Regions from separate parts of the Mus musculus genome. Here region 1 is linked to region 2. A link is a loop called in an ENCODE intact Hi-C map of the cell type or tissue named here. Cell type or tissue: left cerebral cortex. All regions are shown on one strand. Each heading gives the region's core, and the rest is flanking DNA. Links, peaks and the distances in the headings are about the cores only. Region 1 overlaps Thsd7b (thrombospondin, type I, domain containing 7B). Region 2 holds the start of Thsd7b (thrombospondin, type I, domain containing 7B).

Region 1 (8,336 bases), core at 119-8,118, 920 kb before region 2:
TTTGGCTTTTTACCTGCCTCTGGTGTCACTGCTGGTACACACAGCACATGAGAGCTGGATATAGAGTCTTAGTCACCTGCATCTCAAAACTCACCCCTGTCACTTTCTGCTGTGACCCTGGGGAAATTACCTGATGCTACTAGGTTTGAGTTTCTTTCTTCCTTTCTTTCTTTCTTTCTTTCTTTCTTTCTTTCTTTCTTTCTTTCTTTCTTTCTTTCTTTCCTTCCTTCCTTCCTTCCTTCCTTCCTTCCTTCCTTCCCTCCCTCCCTCCCTCCCTCCCTCCTCCCCCCTCCCCCCTCTCTCTTTCTTTCTTTCTTTCTTTCTTTCTTTCTTTCTTGCTTGCTTGCTTTTAAAAGCTGGAGACAATGAAACTTTATTTAAAAACCAAACCACTTGTAAAATATATTGCAGGCTTGACACAGCAAAGAAACAGATGTATCACTGTTTCAAGTAATTAATTAGTATAAATACAACATAGTACTTATCCAAAAGATAAGGTGCTATGTTGGGCCAGCAGCAACACTGCAAAACAAACAAACAAACAAATCCAGGCAAAAATGGCATTTGTCAAGAAAGTGTATGCCTCTCTTGCTCTACAATGGTCCTAGCTTTCTGTGGCCCAAGTTGCTCACTTTCTGGCCTTCTTGTTGCTATAAGGCTCTGTAAATTCAGAGCTGATTAATACTGGATTTGCACGTCTCAACAATTCCTATGTACTATTTGTTCTCAGTGACTGGCATGTGAGTGACAGCCAACCCCCTTGCTTTTCATAAGGATGTGCCACTTTGCTGCACAAGTCAGTGAAGAAGGCTGTTTCTCATATACACTGTGTGACACTGTCTGGCTTCTTCAGGGGCTTCTAGAATAACAGAATTTGAAGAAATGGACATTCCCATCTTGACGGTACATAATACCAGGAACCATTAGAAGTGACTCAAACCACTCCGCCTCCTGTATCTTAGATCCAGTGTGCCCTGCATATAAGACAAAACTCAGCAAAATATAGATTTGAAAAGGAAATCCTTTCCTCTGAATTCCTAGCCTACTGGGTTTTGTTTCCCAGCATATGCAAGGTGGTGTGGTGATACTTCTGGTCAACAGGATTTGTCAAGCTTCTCTGAGGAGAAGCACCTCTCCTCAGATTTTACCAGCAGGTTGAAGAGAGCTGCCAGCCTGGATGTTTGTAGTAAGAAACTCAGCTCTTGGTACAAGGTTGATCTCTACTACAGAACAGACACTTGCATATGAATATTTAGGATCTAGACCTCTCCTCTGAGCTCTCTGAAATCCAAATCTTAGCACCAGCTTCTTCCTACGTCACCTTCTAAGATCCGGATGTAAAGGAACTAGTGTCCAGCAGTGAGCAGCATTTGCTTGGAACTTGCTGTGTCTTAAGTTTTCCTCATTCATAAACATTGCTTAACATATTAAACTCCCATTCTTCCTTTTAAATAACCTGCCCTCAGTCTGAATGGTCACTGGCAAACAATTCTATTTCCTGATGGATGACAGAGACTCCTTCATCTTCTTGGTCATTGTTGGGACGAGGTGCATGTGGTCATCCACACACTTGGTCACACAGCTGTCTAGCTGTCACTTCACCTGAAGCTCCTTAGTTCCTGCTTCCATTGAGTCTTTGGCTTTGTCATTGCAACGCATGGTGCAGTGGGCCAATCGGTCCTGGAACCTTTCCAGCTCTCTGGTGACCAGAGCTTGGGCTTGAGTCAGAGGTGCATGGTAGCTCTTGATGCATTGGTGCACCTGATGCTTGAGTGTCTTCACAGCAGTTGGCGTTGCACCGGAACACGAGGCCCTGCATCTTCCGGATGTTCTCTATCTCCACACTTTTCACCATGGCATCCACAGCCTCCTGCACTCGGAGTTGCTGCACCTCTGCCATGGCGACCCTCAGGTTTGAGTTTCTTAGTCTCTCCAACAAGGCTGATGGTGTTTGGTAGGCGTTTGGATGTCATTCAGCACATTTTCTTTCCTGCTCATAATAAACACTAATTTGTGAGCCCTAGAGGCTGGTTGCTTGCCCTGCCCAGGACAATCCTGCAAAGTGGATCACTACACTGATTTTTATAGGTAAAGCAACCAAGACAGAGCCACTTGTTTGAAAGCAGGTGGTTTAAGCCACAGTATTGAAAGGCCCACTTCTCTCAAAAACTGGGCCTTCTTACCACCTCACCAGTGCCTTTAAAACCACAACAGGTCTGTGGGCATTTCCTGTAAGTTTGTAAGATCCTATTCCAATTTCTCCTTTAATTTTATTTAAATGCACAAATCCAGTTGTAGAAGCAGCAACAATTTACAAGTAAAAGACATTTTCCCAAGACACTACCTTGTTCCTAGCTCACTGCCACTTAGACTGTGATTGACAGGCTAATAAGCATCCATGAAAATGCTTTATGCTTAAATAGGACCACATGAACCTCTCAAATCTGAGAAGCCTTGAGCTAAACCATGTCCTTTGTCCTTCTTTCCTTCCCTCCTTCCATTCCTTCCACAGGGAGAGATGGCCACAGTAAAAGCTCACCAGAAGAAAATTTGCATCCCTTATTCACAATGGAAACACACCTGGGTCCAGAGGTTGGAGAGACCATCCTTTAAAAATATCATGTATTTTGGAATTCACAGGTCTATTTTTCCCAGAGAGGTTTTTCACGTCAGCTTTTTTATCCTCCGAGCCAGGCACCTTCATGCAGTAATCCAGGAAGCCACTTGATCTCATTATCTCTGTGTATCCCTTCTCACAGCCACAGACTCCTCCCTATAGTACAGAAAATACATGGGTGGTTATATAGGAGTTGTGAAAATGAATAAAGTATTCAAATATCAGTGAAATCACTTAATGTTTGTCTTTGTATGTCTTGGAAATCCAGGGGTTTCAGCAACTGATTTACCAAAGGGATAAATCCAATAATCCATAATCCAATTTTCTACACCCTAATGTCAGCATTAAATAACTTGCCAGATCTTTCTTTTTATAATTTGTAGTTATTATTTATTTATTTACTTATTTTAATTACTCACTTTACATTCCACTCACTGTCCCCTTCCACCGCCATTCCCCCATCCCCTCTTTCCCTTCTCTGAGTGGGGTATCCCCCACTCTTTGCCAGGTCTTTCTAATGTGCTCATAATTCAGATTTTTTTTCCAAAGATGACATCAAAGTTCTCTGAGAGTAGGGTGTATTAATATGGCATTTCTTCTCTTTTAGAGATGCTTATGACATTTTATCAAAGTTTCATCTTTAACTGTCCCTCACTAGTTTTGGACACCAGCCTATAGGTTTCAGCTTTCTCTTCTTACTGCAAGGGAAAGCCACAGGTCTATGTGGACATTTCCTTTGAATTAGGTGATGCCTGAGTGCTGTCATTACCCCACATACTCAATGCTGTTATCCCCTGTACCCTTGGTGCTGAACTAGTCATGATGGCTGTTTTGCTCCTAGGAGAGAGGTCCAGGTGGAGAAAAGACACGTTATTAAAATCACATTTAAGGAAAATATGCTATCTATCCATCTCCCTCAATTACTCTTCATTATCGTAACTAGAGTGTCACATTATAACACACCCCTGCTTGACATCATGACAATGTGTTCTTTATATTTGCTTTTGTAGTTTCTGGTCACTTTCATGTATAATGAGTATCTTGGACAAGCTGACTATGATGAACGATGATAGACAAGGTTTCCTATCTGTCTTGGGAAGTGAATCAGAAAGTAATTCCTCTTAGTCCAATAGACAGACACTGGGAAATGAGAGAAAAGAAGAAGAGTGTGATAATCAGTCTTTATGACTCTGTCTTTACACCTTCTGGCATTTTCTGAACAGATCTCTACCTCATAGAGTCACTTATGCCAATCCAGCTCATCTTGCTGGGATCATCACTTGTTGACTGAATTTGATTTTAAGGAGCAATAGCTACTGAAACTGAATAAGGCACCTTGATGCTCTACAAAAGGACAGATGGCAGCCAGAGAAGCAAATGCCATAACTAACGGCCCACAGTTCAGTGCAGGACAAAGCTATAACAATGCTCTGTATTTTCAGCTGATGGAAGTTATCACATGGTGGTATTATTGAAGCCATCTTTACAAGATGAATCTCTATTCTTAGTCTGAGAAAAAAGCTGTATCTAGTTAGGTGTATGTGCCAAGGGTTTAGGGGAGAGTTATTTAGGTTTATTAAGTGTCCATAAGGCTGGGTAAGGGCAACTTATATTTTGCAAACATTGTGAGGCCAAATAAATTTATTTCTTCTGTTTTTTTTTGTTTATTTGTTTTCTGTAGACCTAGCCATGTCTTTTCTGTGATAAAGAATTAACCCATCTTGAATTAGAAGAGTCATAAAATATGACTGAATACTTAAGTTTCCTTCATTGCATTGTTTTTTTTTTTTTTTTGGATACATACATTGTAAGAAGAAACCTGCTTCTTTAAGAAATGCAACACAGCTTTAAAATAGTATATATGCATTGAAACTAGTAATACCCACTAATTACAATACTATGTGCATCTGACAAAAGTTCCTAAGCAGAAGTATGTGAAAGAGATGGGGGAGAAAAAAACCAAAAAATCCTTCTCTAAAACGAGAGATATATGCATATATATATACATATATACACCCCCCAAACACAGACACACAAACACAGACACACACAGACACACAGACACACAGACACACACACACACACACACCCACACCACACACACATGCACAAACACATAAAAAGACAAAGACACACAGCATTTTTTTTTCTAGTCATGGTCATATGTTTAACCTAGTTTTTAGCAAATTAAAAACTCTATAAACATTGTACAGTACAACAAATTTTTAAAAATACATATTATTAAGTAGGAACAGCATGGAAATATTTCAAAACAGCTCACTTGCATGAAATGTTGATAATGGAATGCATAAGTTAACTAAAACCAGGTATTGGTAGATGGAGCATTAATTAGCCGGAAGGTAGATTGGATAAGCTGCTGTCTTGGCAATTGTTCTCCCTCCAAGTGTCTCTAGATGGCGATGTAGGCACATAAAATTGCTGCCTGGCGTTAGCAGAGGTACAGGACCCACACTACTCTGTGTGTGTGTGTGTGTGTGTGTGTGTGTGTGTATACATATATATATATGTGTGTGTGTGTGTGTGTGTGTGTGTGTGTATGTGTATGTATATACATATATATCACTGAAATTATAATTCATGTAGGGGAGCCCAGCATGAAACTCACCTGTGTGCAGTAGGAGAAAGGTTTTTTGCATGCTGGAATGCATTGCCGAATAGCAGCAGGGCGTGCCTGAGGGGAGCAGCCACCTACAAAGAAAATATTACTGTTATTTGCGGGCTTATCTATGATTGTCATACTTAAAAGTTTTCTCTTCCTCTTCATATTGGGGACCTAGTTATTATTGATAACATCATTATTATTTTATCATGGCTTAAATGCACATGTCAGCTATGTGCTACACTCCTAGCTTAGTAGTCACTCCAGGATGTGCTGAAAATGAGACATTTATAGTGTTTTTTCCATGTTCATTGGCATTGAGAGTCTATCATGGGTCTATAATTGAGGGCAAAGCCTGTGAGCACCCAGATCAGTACAAGAATTGATGGCATCACTATTTGGGTTCAGGAGTAGCAAACACAGCTGCTTAGAGACTCAATCTATGCATACATTGTCTCTCCAGCTCCTGGGTAACCCAGCTACATACTTGGTTGATTCCAAAAGCCAAATCACTATTGCTCCAGGGGCCACAGGGCCAAGCCCTGTGGCAAGGATTTTTTATATGAACCAGGCATAATGAACATACACAGTGACATACGGATTTTCCCCTTCAGCATGTGTGTAGAAGCAAAAGCATAAAGTCTAGGACGAACAGTCTGATGTCTTACATAGCACTTGCAGGTATTAGGCACATATCTGAGTAAACAAAACTAGCATGTGTCTTCACAGCCTGAAATCCACCCGTGTACTATAATGGTTTTGGTTTTGTCTTTCTTGATTCAAAGCAGTAACAGACATTAAGTTTCAAGATAATTAGTTTGAGAAGTTGATGCACTTAAGGGTAGTGTTTAAACTGTATTCCTATGATGTCAGGCGAATTTATAGGCTCTAGTCTTTGCAATGCAATACTTGTGAACTAATTACACTTTATGGCGTGGCAGATAGCAAAAAGGCTTCAGGCTCAAGGCAATACAGGAAGTGTCAGGCTTAGACATATTCAGGGAATGAAGCAGCTAAGTTGTCACTACTGCTGAAAACATTAGACAAATAACAAGCACCAGAATTCAAAACAAAACAAGACACAAAGCCACTGCAGTCTAGAGGTAGCACCTGGAGTTGAAACTGGTCATGTGGATTTCAGTGGTAATGGCCACACAGGACCTGCCTATTTTACAATCAGGTCTGGGGAGAGGACATCCGCTCTTCAAGCCACAGGTCTCCAGAGAGGACTACTCCAACTCACAGAGATTATAGAACACAGCTTTTAGATTTCAAGAGTGAAATTAGGCTGTAGTCATATTTACCAGGTGATGCCAATAGTCCAAGCTTACTTGTCTAGTGGCCTCATGCTGTGCACTGAGAAGGTACATTGGGCCAGCATAGCCCTCTACTGTGTAAGCTCTCTGACCATGGAGGAGGAGGAGGAGGAGGAAGAGGAGGAGGAGGAGGAGGAGGAGGAGGAGGAGGAGGAGGAGGAGGAGGAGGAGGAGGAGGAGGAGGAGGCTTTCTTTGGTTCCTAGGTAGGCATGCTTACAGAGTACTTAGCTTTAACAACTTACAAAATGAAAAAACAAGGTATCTCAAAATAAATTACTGTATGGATTGCACTATGGCTTAATCCCAATAATGTGAAGGCACGTAAACAGGAAAAGGGTGGGGGCTGTGATTCTCCAGCTGTTGTATACTTCTTGCATAAGGCTGTTTGTCAGTTGCAGTACTAAAGAAAAATCAATGTCAATTTAATTTGCTTTGACAAGGGGACATCAAAAAAATCTTTAAAATTATTGAGAAAACCATTTGTACAATCAAATTGTACCCTCTTTTAAGAATAAGGAGTGTTTCCTTCAGACTATTTTTAGACATTAAGTAATTTCCCTAAGCAGGAAAACATTCTAAATCAGCCTGCAGTGGGTAAACACGAACATCCATAACGTAAATGTTTCTCATTGCATCGTTAGCACAAAACATTTCAATTTAAAAATTGTATGTTTATCAGCACTGTGAATCTCAGCTGCAGAGGAGAGTGGCGTGAGGCATGTGGAAGGAACATGGGGAAGACTGGAGCTGATGCTCAGTGGATCCCTCTCAGTGTACTGACTGAGATGGCATGGCGTTTAACATTTTAGAGAACACCATTTTAAACAAGCATGCATCTTCCTTGGATTTATCAGAGATCATGAATTTAGGACTATTTCATTGTGTTTAGGACTGAGCTGCTTGGCTTAAACACTTTACTATCTCATCACATAGAATTGTTGATTTCAAAGATGGAAGTGAGGGCCTAATGAAAACCTGCCACGCAGACCATCTAAGCCACCTGCTCTTCCACCTTGCTTCAATTTATAAGGGAATTCTTCAACAGAAGCACACTGTGAGAGCTTTTTGAAGTCTCCACATGAATCTTAGGAAGGAGTACCTGTGACATTAAGGCCATCTGAGCGCTGGCACCACACAGTCCGCTCATTATTGTTCCAAAGACTTGCTTTCCATATGTAGTGATAACATTTGCCACCTGCAAGTGAATATGAAAACAGTAATCCCATTATATCTCTCTTATCAACAGAATGGGTATCAATGAATACTAGTTAAAGCACTGAAACATGGTCCTGGTACCTGTACATGGTCGTGTTTCTAGAACCTGTTGGGGGCAGCTATCTTGATTCTCAAAAGACTGGATTATGAATGTCCTTGACCTAGATTGGCGGCCTGTGGTCTCGAAGCTTCTTCCGTCAATGCAGGTTAGCTCACACTTGCTCCACTCAGACCATGGGGTAATGTGGCAGTCTCCTGGATAGTCACATAGTGCAGGGCAGGAGGAACATTGTGAGAACAGGTGCTAGACATCCATAACAGGAATGGGGTATGCAAAGGGAATGCAAGGGGGGCATGCAAGAAGAAATGCAAGGAGGCATGTAGTAGAAGTGTAGGGACATGGGAAGGACCAAAGATTTAGTGTTTCCAGTCTGAAAGCACTAATATTGGTGAAATAATTTATAGTTAGGTTAGCAAAAGAGTGCAAAAATGAGATTGCCATAGATAACTCTGGTTCAAGTTACAGTAGTTACAACTCGAGTATAATGTGGCTGCTGGAGGGGAGGT
Region 2 (8,336 bases), core at 155-8,154:
TAACACAGCACCAGGGCACTAATCTGCAGCCAGCCCTCAGGCAAGCAAGTGGAACCCAGCAAAGAGCTTTTCCTGCAGTCAAGGCATTCAGGGATCAGTTGTGTGTTAGTTACTTGGGATTCCGTTTTTAGCTGCTGCATATTTAATTACAAAGGGATCACGATTAAAATATGCCTAGAGAGGCAAAAGCACAAGCAAGCCTTGTAATCTTTGCTGCAAAATCCCTTCTTCTCTGCTGCTGATACTCTTTGGTTGAATACAGGAAACACTGCCATGGCCATTCCCTCCTCTAGGTCAAGAGTTACACTTTTTTCTTATGAGGACCATTTTTTAACCTACCCCCCTCCCCCCAAAAAAGAAATCTTCCAGAAATAAAATAAAATAAAACCTACCAGATGTGCATATCACAGCAAAGAGTTGTTTTAGAATTATTCAATCACAGATATGAAATAACCAGAAACCAATATGTTCTCTGAGATGCCCTGAAATGTACTCTGTTTTTTCCAGCTCTGTAGCACAGTCCCATAACACATTAGTTCTTACATAGCCCCAACCAGGTGACTTGACTGTTTACTGGACAAGCTGAGAGTTTAGCTCTCCACCTTTTGCAGTGACCACAAGCTTTTTACCCACAGTGAAATCTATTCCACAGCACCTCTAGTGTTCTAAAAATTCACCAAAGGAGCAGAAGGAACTGAATTTCACTAACCGTCTGCTTCCCTCTTCTCTTCTGATACAATACTTGATCTAGTAGCTATGGGGTGCTCATCTTAAACCACCAGCTAGAAACAGGACATTTGCATCACCCTTCCAAGGCTCAAGGAGCATCACAGAAGAGGAGGAGGTTCAAAGATTGTAAAAGTGACAGGCTGGGAGCACTGTGAAAATATCTCCAAGACAGGATATGGCCATTGCCCTCAGGAACGCACGGTGACTGTGATTACCAACACAACACACACCTAAGACTGAACCCATCACTAACCCATCACAGCTAGGAGAGGGCTCATAATGTCCAACTTGTCACTGGAAGTCTCTGGACAATTAATGCGTGTTGAGAGAGTCAAGTGTCCCTGTCTTTAGTGGTACAGCCATTGATAAACTCTGCAAATTCCAGTAAATAACTCTGGACTCTAGCTCAGCAATGTAACCCCAATTAAACACAGTGGATCCAAAGCAAAGAGACTAAGTGGAGTGACTTTTCTGGAATGAAGGAAGATTTTAGTAGGAAAGAGAGAAGGCTCAGCAAGCAGAACTGTAATGAAAACTCTGTATATGTATGTGAGATTGTCGAAGAATAGAAATTAGAATAGAAAGAAATCATCAGTGGATTATTGCAAGCAACTAGCCATATCATTAGCCATGGCTGTTTTCTATGGGGGAAAAAATCAGTAACATAATCTCAATCAATGGAGAAATTTTAAAGGAGAAAACCTGAGGATAAAACCATTTAACTTGGAGCAAGGTGCCAGTGATTTGAGATGTGCTCACCCACAGATTCCAATCAGACTCACAATAGTAAACTTGGAGAATTAAATCAGACCTAAAAGTCTTCCCACTTTCACAGGTTTGATGTGTTAATTATCACTTAGATATTAATCCTGCTAACAACTCTAAATTAAGGACTCATGCTATAGCTACGAAGCTGCCTGGTACTAAAACGATTATGGCTGAGTGTCTTTTAAAGTCGTATACTGGGAAATATCTCCTTGTGAAAACATAAAGAATGTAAGTTTAAACTCAGACTCAGAACTCTAGAAGTTTATGAGGCTCCTTTGAGCAGTTGAGGGTAGTGAGCTGCCCTTTTGTTGTTCAAGGCACAAACCTCTGTGCCTCTGAAGCCTAGCTGCTTATGGTGTTGTTCATTTCCCCCCCAACAACTGGTATAGTTGACACTACTTAGAATTCTTTAATCTGTTTATCTTAATCATTCACTTAATGTATCGTATCATTTGTCATTTTGACTGTTCACTGAATAGGACCAGTCAGCCTTTCTGCATCATTCTATTCAAGCCTTTCAATCAAAGTTATTACGTTAAAGCCTGATCTTGACAAAGGTGTACAGAACATCAAGATTGCAGTTTGGGCAAGATGGCTTTTTATCTATAAAAGAATTGGATTACTCTAGCTGCAACTTCTGAAGTACAATTAAAAGGGGTTGGCAGACTGAAAATGGTTCAGACACTCCTCTCCCATTAACTTCCATCCTCGCTTTTCATTCTGTCTGTTTAGTCAGTGACTTAAAGACAAACTTCATTTTTACAGATACAATAAAAAAAATATTCCTTCAGAAATAAGACTCACAGCAAGTAGACAAAGTTCTCAATGGTCTTTGTAAAGAAGAACATCCTAAGTATCATTTCCCTTCCACCCCTTCTCTTCCCCTTGAAAGGCAAGCTCAGTAGAGCGCAGAATAGTACATTCAGTCACCAACTTAACCAATGCCAATCTCCAAATCAGCAGTCTGTGTTTGCATGCTCTTTATGATTGTTTCCTATGTGTCTAGCCTTTCAAGTTTCTAACAAGCAACAACTTGGATGAAAAATAAATGAAGAAGGATGAAGAAATACTGCAAAGAACATTTTTGAAATATCAATTTAAATACTGAGGAAAATATTGAGTGAAGCCATTGTATTTTAAACCCCACAATAGACCTAAGTGGTCCATGTCCATAGACAGCACTCTCCAGGATGTCTCCAAGCCCTTGGGGCATCTTCAGAACCCTGAAAGGTCTTCAGGTACACAGAGCTTCTGGTTCCTGTCTATGAGAACAGGTAAGACTTCTCCACGTCCTCTAAAGCAACATGACTCTCACAATTCTTAAGACGCATATGGATAAGTTGCCATAGTCCAGAAAAATCATCTTTTCCATCCTTTTTCACTTAAATTTGCATGAACAGGAGTTTCCAATCCTTGGCTTCTAGCAAGTACACAATAACCAGGGAAAGTAGAAGCCAAGCTGGAGGATTCCACTCCCTCCTGCTGATCCTGTGCCCCTAAGACAACGGAACTTGCCAGGTTAAGTTTTCAAAGACCTAGTTAGAAATGGCACTGAGGTTTAAAAACAGGAGAGCATCAAAGGAAAGCCTCAAGATTGAAACTTTCTATATAACCCTCAACCCACAAAGTCGAAAGCGCACACTCACCACTGAACAGGACTTCGTGATTTGGTTAGTGGTATCCTTAAGTGGCTCTTGGGAAGCCTTAACTGAATTAGAAGGAGGGGGTTTCCCTGTAGATCAGCTCCTCCCAGTTACCCAACAACCCCAGATTGTCTTCTGAAATGCCAGAGGGAATAAGATCTCTCTGACATCCAAAGATAGCCTGGAAAAAGGAAACTCCAGAAACACAATCCACAGGCACACACACACACACACACACACACACACACACACCCCACAGGTTGGTTGGCATGACCCCTGCCTGCACGGATTACCCATCTGCTAATAAACCTCACAGATGTGTTGAGAAAACATCAGGCAGGTGCTTTCCACCTGATCACCACATACAAGAATACTTGAAGGAGGGCAGTAGCCCATTGCCAACAGATCACCCCAACATTAAAAGGAGCACCAGGCTCCCTGGCGCTTTCTACAGAGTGAACCAAAGTCTTCTGATATCATTGGACTCCACTCACTGGGCAGAATCGAATCGCAGGAGCTCTTAAAGGATGCTCATTCTTTAAGAATTTTCAAAAGAAAAAAGTACCATTAAATACCATTCCTTCCTCTACAAGTGTGTGTGTGTGTGTGTGTGTGTGTGTGTGTGTGTGTGTGTGTGTAAGAAATACAGCCAGGGAATGCTTATTGCCCTCATCCTCAACTACACACACACACACACACACACACACACACACACAGAGAGAGAGAGAGAGAGAGAGAGAGAGAGAGAGAGAGAGAGAGAGAGAGGCACACTCCAAGCTTTCCAACTTCAAGACTCAATGTACTAGGACGCCTAGAGCTGAGGTTTCATTTCCCTTTTCAAATAACTTTAATAGTGTATAGAACATGCAAGATGCAAAGTGGGAGCGGTAGGAGAAAGCATGCTCCTTCTCCTTGCTTCCCACTCTCACATGCTGGACCCATTTTTTTCTCTCAAAAAAGCAATGTGGTATCATGTCCAACCTGTGGGCTCCCCTGTCCCCCAGGACACCCCTTGCCCCCTTGAGAACCATGGGCATGTAAACTGTTGCTGTGGCCTCCTGTCACTTCAGGGAGAAATCGGAGGACTCCGCAAAACTTCTTGGCTTGCTCCGGTATCCTCTCGGGTCCCTGAGCACCCATGCGTGGATTTCACCTTCCGGGCTACCCAAAGGGGACCCTTCACTCGACCAGTTTGAAAAACCTACAGAACTCCCGGTGCTGGGATCTGAAAGCTTTAAGGTTCCACGTACAGGATGGGGACCCACCGGTTCCTTTCATAGGTTCCCCACAAAGCAAGCTAGAACCCACCCCATGTGTGTTCAGTCCAATTGCCTGAGACCTATGCCCAAGTCGCGGGGTGTCCCTGCCTGCCCTCCGGATTAGAGGATCCAAGCATTCTACACCCCAGCAGCCAATCATTCCCGCAGCCCAGAGCCAAAGGCTCCGGTTCCAAGTTCCGCGACTAGCTGGAAGAAGGGACGAGGGAAGGTGCCTGGCTATGAAAGTCTGTGCGGGAGGCGCCCCCATTCGGGGCAGCTCTCTCTCCATCCGGCCAGCCAAGGGGACCCGCGGCATCAGTCCATGCCAGCTGGGGCACAGCGCGACCGCACTCACCAGCCTCGCCCGAGCCGCAGCTGCAGCTTCTGGGAGCCGACGAGCCCCGAGCTTTCCCAGTGAAGATGGTGGTATGTGTCGGGAGACCACCCATTCCAGCGTCTGGCAACCCGGCTGCGACTCTGGCTGCTCAGCACTGAAGCAGGAGGAAGAGGAGGACGAGGAGGAGGAGGAAGAAACGGCGCAGTCGGACGCCATCTGCTGTACACCTCTGCGCATCCATTGGCTGCCTGGTGCGTCCCCGGGAGCCGCGGGGCGCCGGGCCGCGGGGAGCCACCTTGCGCCTAGCCTCCCACAGCAGCTGCTCCGGTGCCCCTCCCTCATGCCTTCCCCTCCTCCCTCATCTCTCCTCCTGGCCCTCCTCCCCTTCTCTGGGTTAGTGCACCCTTCAGACCCCAGGACTCGCCAAACCAGCTCCCCTGGGTGAGCAGCCTGAGGTGCAACTGGCCTCAACCCCCTTGGCTCCTCTGCACCCCTCAAAGCCGACTGTTTTCCCAACTCTAATGCAGGAGTGCAGGTGCTGGCTAAGTGAGGGAGACTCCCCAGCTGGGCTGAGCACCTGGTGCCTAACCACTCTGAGCCTGGGGTAGGCACAAGGGGAAGTCCCAGGGAAGCTGGGGTGGGGTTGATCTTGGCACACTTGCCTGCAGGCACTTACTGAGCCATTCCTCAAGCTTCCCCAAGCCTCAGAGTTCCTCCTGATGATAACTGAAAAGGATAAAGATCCCAATGGTGTGTGTAGGAGAGGCACACTAGGGGTGCCTCCAGAGAACCACCGGGGTACTAATGTAGGCATAGCCCTGTTATGAGACGCCCAGAGTCTGTCACTGCAAGTCAATCAGATACCTGGGAAAAGCCAGAATCCTTTGGATCCTTTGGTTTAAAGCATCCTTGGTCCTAGAGCTAGTGAGGTGTGGGAAGTTTGCCTCCTAGGTAGGGATGTCAGAGGCAGCTAGTAGCCTGAGAGTCCTAGCCCACCCAGGTAAGGTAGGCAGAGATGCAGGCCAGATCTCTCTCAGGCAGGCGAGGAAGGAGCTGGAGTTCTGGAGGTCCTTTGCCTACTCTGACACTTGTTCCAAACCCTCCTGGTTTCTGACAGCTTTGATCCAGAGAACTTCTTAAGCTTGTTCAGAGAGATGAGGTTGCTTCAAAAGGAAGGAAGGGAGGTAAGGGGAGTAATGACTATCTATTGCCAGTTACTGGGAATTTTGCTTGTCTTGGTTCTTTAAAAGTGGGAGCACAGAGACAGCAAGGAATGTATCCTTATTTTATTCGGCGCCTGGCACACCATGGGTGTCTAAAAGAAGCAAAAATAATAACGATAAAATTAAAGCTTGATGTCATAGCACAAATTAAACAGCAGAGTAGCTAGGATCTGCCACAGAGGGACAAACAAATCAAAAGGATATAAATGCCACTGTAAGTGGAAAGGTGAATATTTTGGTGGGGAGCTTGCTGTGGGACAGGTTCTGAGAGTGGGAAGCATTAGCCCTTGAACCCAGTAATCACTATTGTCCTAGGGAGTTCTGTGCTCACATTCAGGGTTATGCCTCTCTTTAGATCATTGTCTTAAAAATGCATCAGCTGTCATCCAGATCTCACAGTATCTCCCAAAATTCAAGACCACATGATCTGTTACCCCAAGTAGAAAAGGGTCCATTATATTTTATTGTGATAGATATAGATATAGATATAGATATAGATATAGATATAGATATAGATACAGATATATAGATCAATAGGCAATGGGTTTCATTTAAGTAACTTGAGAAACAGCAGCCAGAGAAAAGAACATTTCTGCTTTCCTGAAGTGCTCCACCAGGACTTCCCAGGTTTCAAGCTTCCCAGAATAGATGCTGCGTCTCCAGAACCCATCCCAGGCTCACACACTCTGATTACAAAGCTTGGCTTTGCAACCTTTCTTCAGCGGGCCATCAAAGGTGACTTCAGAATATGTTGCTCACAGATACCTTGGTACTTACCTCCCACACCCCTCCAGAGGCATATATTTTTCTTAAGGTTGGTGATTCGAATCTGCATTCTCAATTTAATAAGAAGCGCATCCTCACTAATCCCATACAGTACCTCAGCAATCATTTATGATGCTCATGAGAATATTTGGATTTCTTTTAAAATGCAGCTTTCCCCCCTCTGTCATTCTGGGTCTCCTGGTGTTCAGAACTATAAGTATAGATAATACTCATACCCCAGTTATGTACTGTGCATTGGGTTTCTTTCTTTATGGTGGCATATTTGTGTGTGTGTGTGTGTGTGTGTGTGTGTGTGTGTGTGTGTGTGTGTGTGTGTGTGTGCATATAGGTGTTCATATACATGTATGTGTATGAGCATCAGAGGTCAACATTGGGTTCCTCTGCCAATCTCAACCTTATGCTTATGATGCAAGCACTTTTTTGCCTGGACCATATTCCTAGCTCCTACATTTGGGTTCCTTAAAAGAAAAGAACAATTCAGAAGAATGAAGTCCAAATGAGTTCTAAATACAAAGAGCCATAAGTATTAAGCATCACTACGTCTCTCTCAGGTTAGCTGGAAGACAGTGACTCCCCTTTAAGGCATTGTGCTGACCATAGTATTTCAGGAAAGTCACAGGGTAAGATGACAGACTTTTACCTTACATTATTGTATAATAATGCATAAATCTACCAGAAGGAAAATGCAAACCAAAAATTCATTCTAACCTCGTCTTTCTGCTGCTAGCCTCAAACCTCTGGCTTATGTTCAAATGGAATTTGCTAAAATACCGACTTCTTCCTAACATCATGAGTGTTGGTCCTTAGAAAAGCACTGGCAAAAAAAAAAAAAAAAAAAAAAAAAAAAGTCTGCATTAGATGAGGAACATTTAAAGGACAGCCTAGACAGGAAGATAGGCAAGAAAGACTGCTAGACAGGTACAGAAATTGTACCAGGGAAAGCGTTTGGAAGAACATAGCCTTGAGAGTAGGTGGCATCATTATCTGTGAGGAACGGATCAATAGGGGTGGAAAATAAGCTGGAGGTTAGAAATTCCCATAACCCTCATACACAGATGGCAAGGGCGCCAGTCAACCCTTCTAACAAGTGCAGAGGAAACAGTAGAACAATAGAAGGGGGAGGCTGGAGGCCTGTTGGGATTCATTCCCCAGGGCAAGCCAAAGCTGGCTAGCACTAGGAGGAAAGTAACCCTTGCTCTCCAGGCACCACTGGAGTTTAAAGGTACATTTTGTTGTTGTCCAGTATGTTTGCCACCACTGCTATTTCTGAACACCAAGTTTTCCATACAGTATAACAAGCTTGGGTGAGAAAATATCATGTAAACAAAACAAACAAATAGCGACAATAACAAGAGATAAAGAAGGCATGCTGAGATGGAAGCCCAATTTAAAACAAGAGTGAGAAACGCAAGTGCTAGCATCCCAGGCTTGCCACCCAGGAAGTCCCTGCTTCTGCTCTGTCTGCAATGCCCATGTGCAAGGAAGCAGGGAGTTCAGCCCAACACTCAGCCACTTTGAGGGAGCAGAGCAGGAGGAGTAGGGAAATAGGAAAAGGGACTGTGATTGTCTCATTTACACAATTCATTCGGTC

What was found. Hi-C counts contacts between places; a loop is a spot of excess contacts. Peaks named below come from ENCODE experiments on the same cell type or tissue, not always from the same donor. Only the 100,000 strongest peaks of a DNase experiment are listed, where the experiment ranks them.
Region 1: it touches region 2 in a loop (6-fold over the local background); 2 of 42 quality-filtered maps call a loop at or near these places.

Annotation. Positions count from the first base shown.
Region 1 is chr1:130,189,544-130,197,879 of GRCm38, reverse strand. Thsd7b (thrombospondin, type I, domain containing 7B) reads right to left here. Exons shown (of 28, transcript NM_172485.3): 23 at 7,851-8,024; 24 at 7,654-7,749; 25 at 5,244-5,326; 26 at 2,581-2,773. It also overlaps the pseudogene Gm29428. Among named protein-coding and RNA genes, the nearest start is that of Gm41951, 110 kb to the left of the region's middle. In left cerebral cortex, for the core only: a CTCF peak has its summit at 5,013; a DNase peak (open chromatin) is centred at 5,042.
Region 2 is chr1:129,270,019-129,278,354 of GRCm38, reverse strand. Thsd7b (thrombospondin, type I, domain containing 7B) reads right to left here and starts at 5,051. Exons shown (of 28, transcript NM_172485.3): 1 at 4,755-5,051. In left cerebral cortex, for the core only: a CTCF peak has its summit at 4,924 (motif pointing left); DNase peaks (open chromatin) are centred at 4,696 and 4,908; H3K4me3 peaks cover 1,375 bases; H3K27ac peaks cover 469 bases.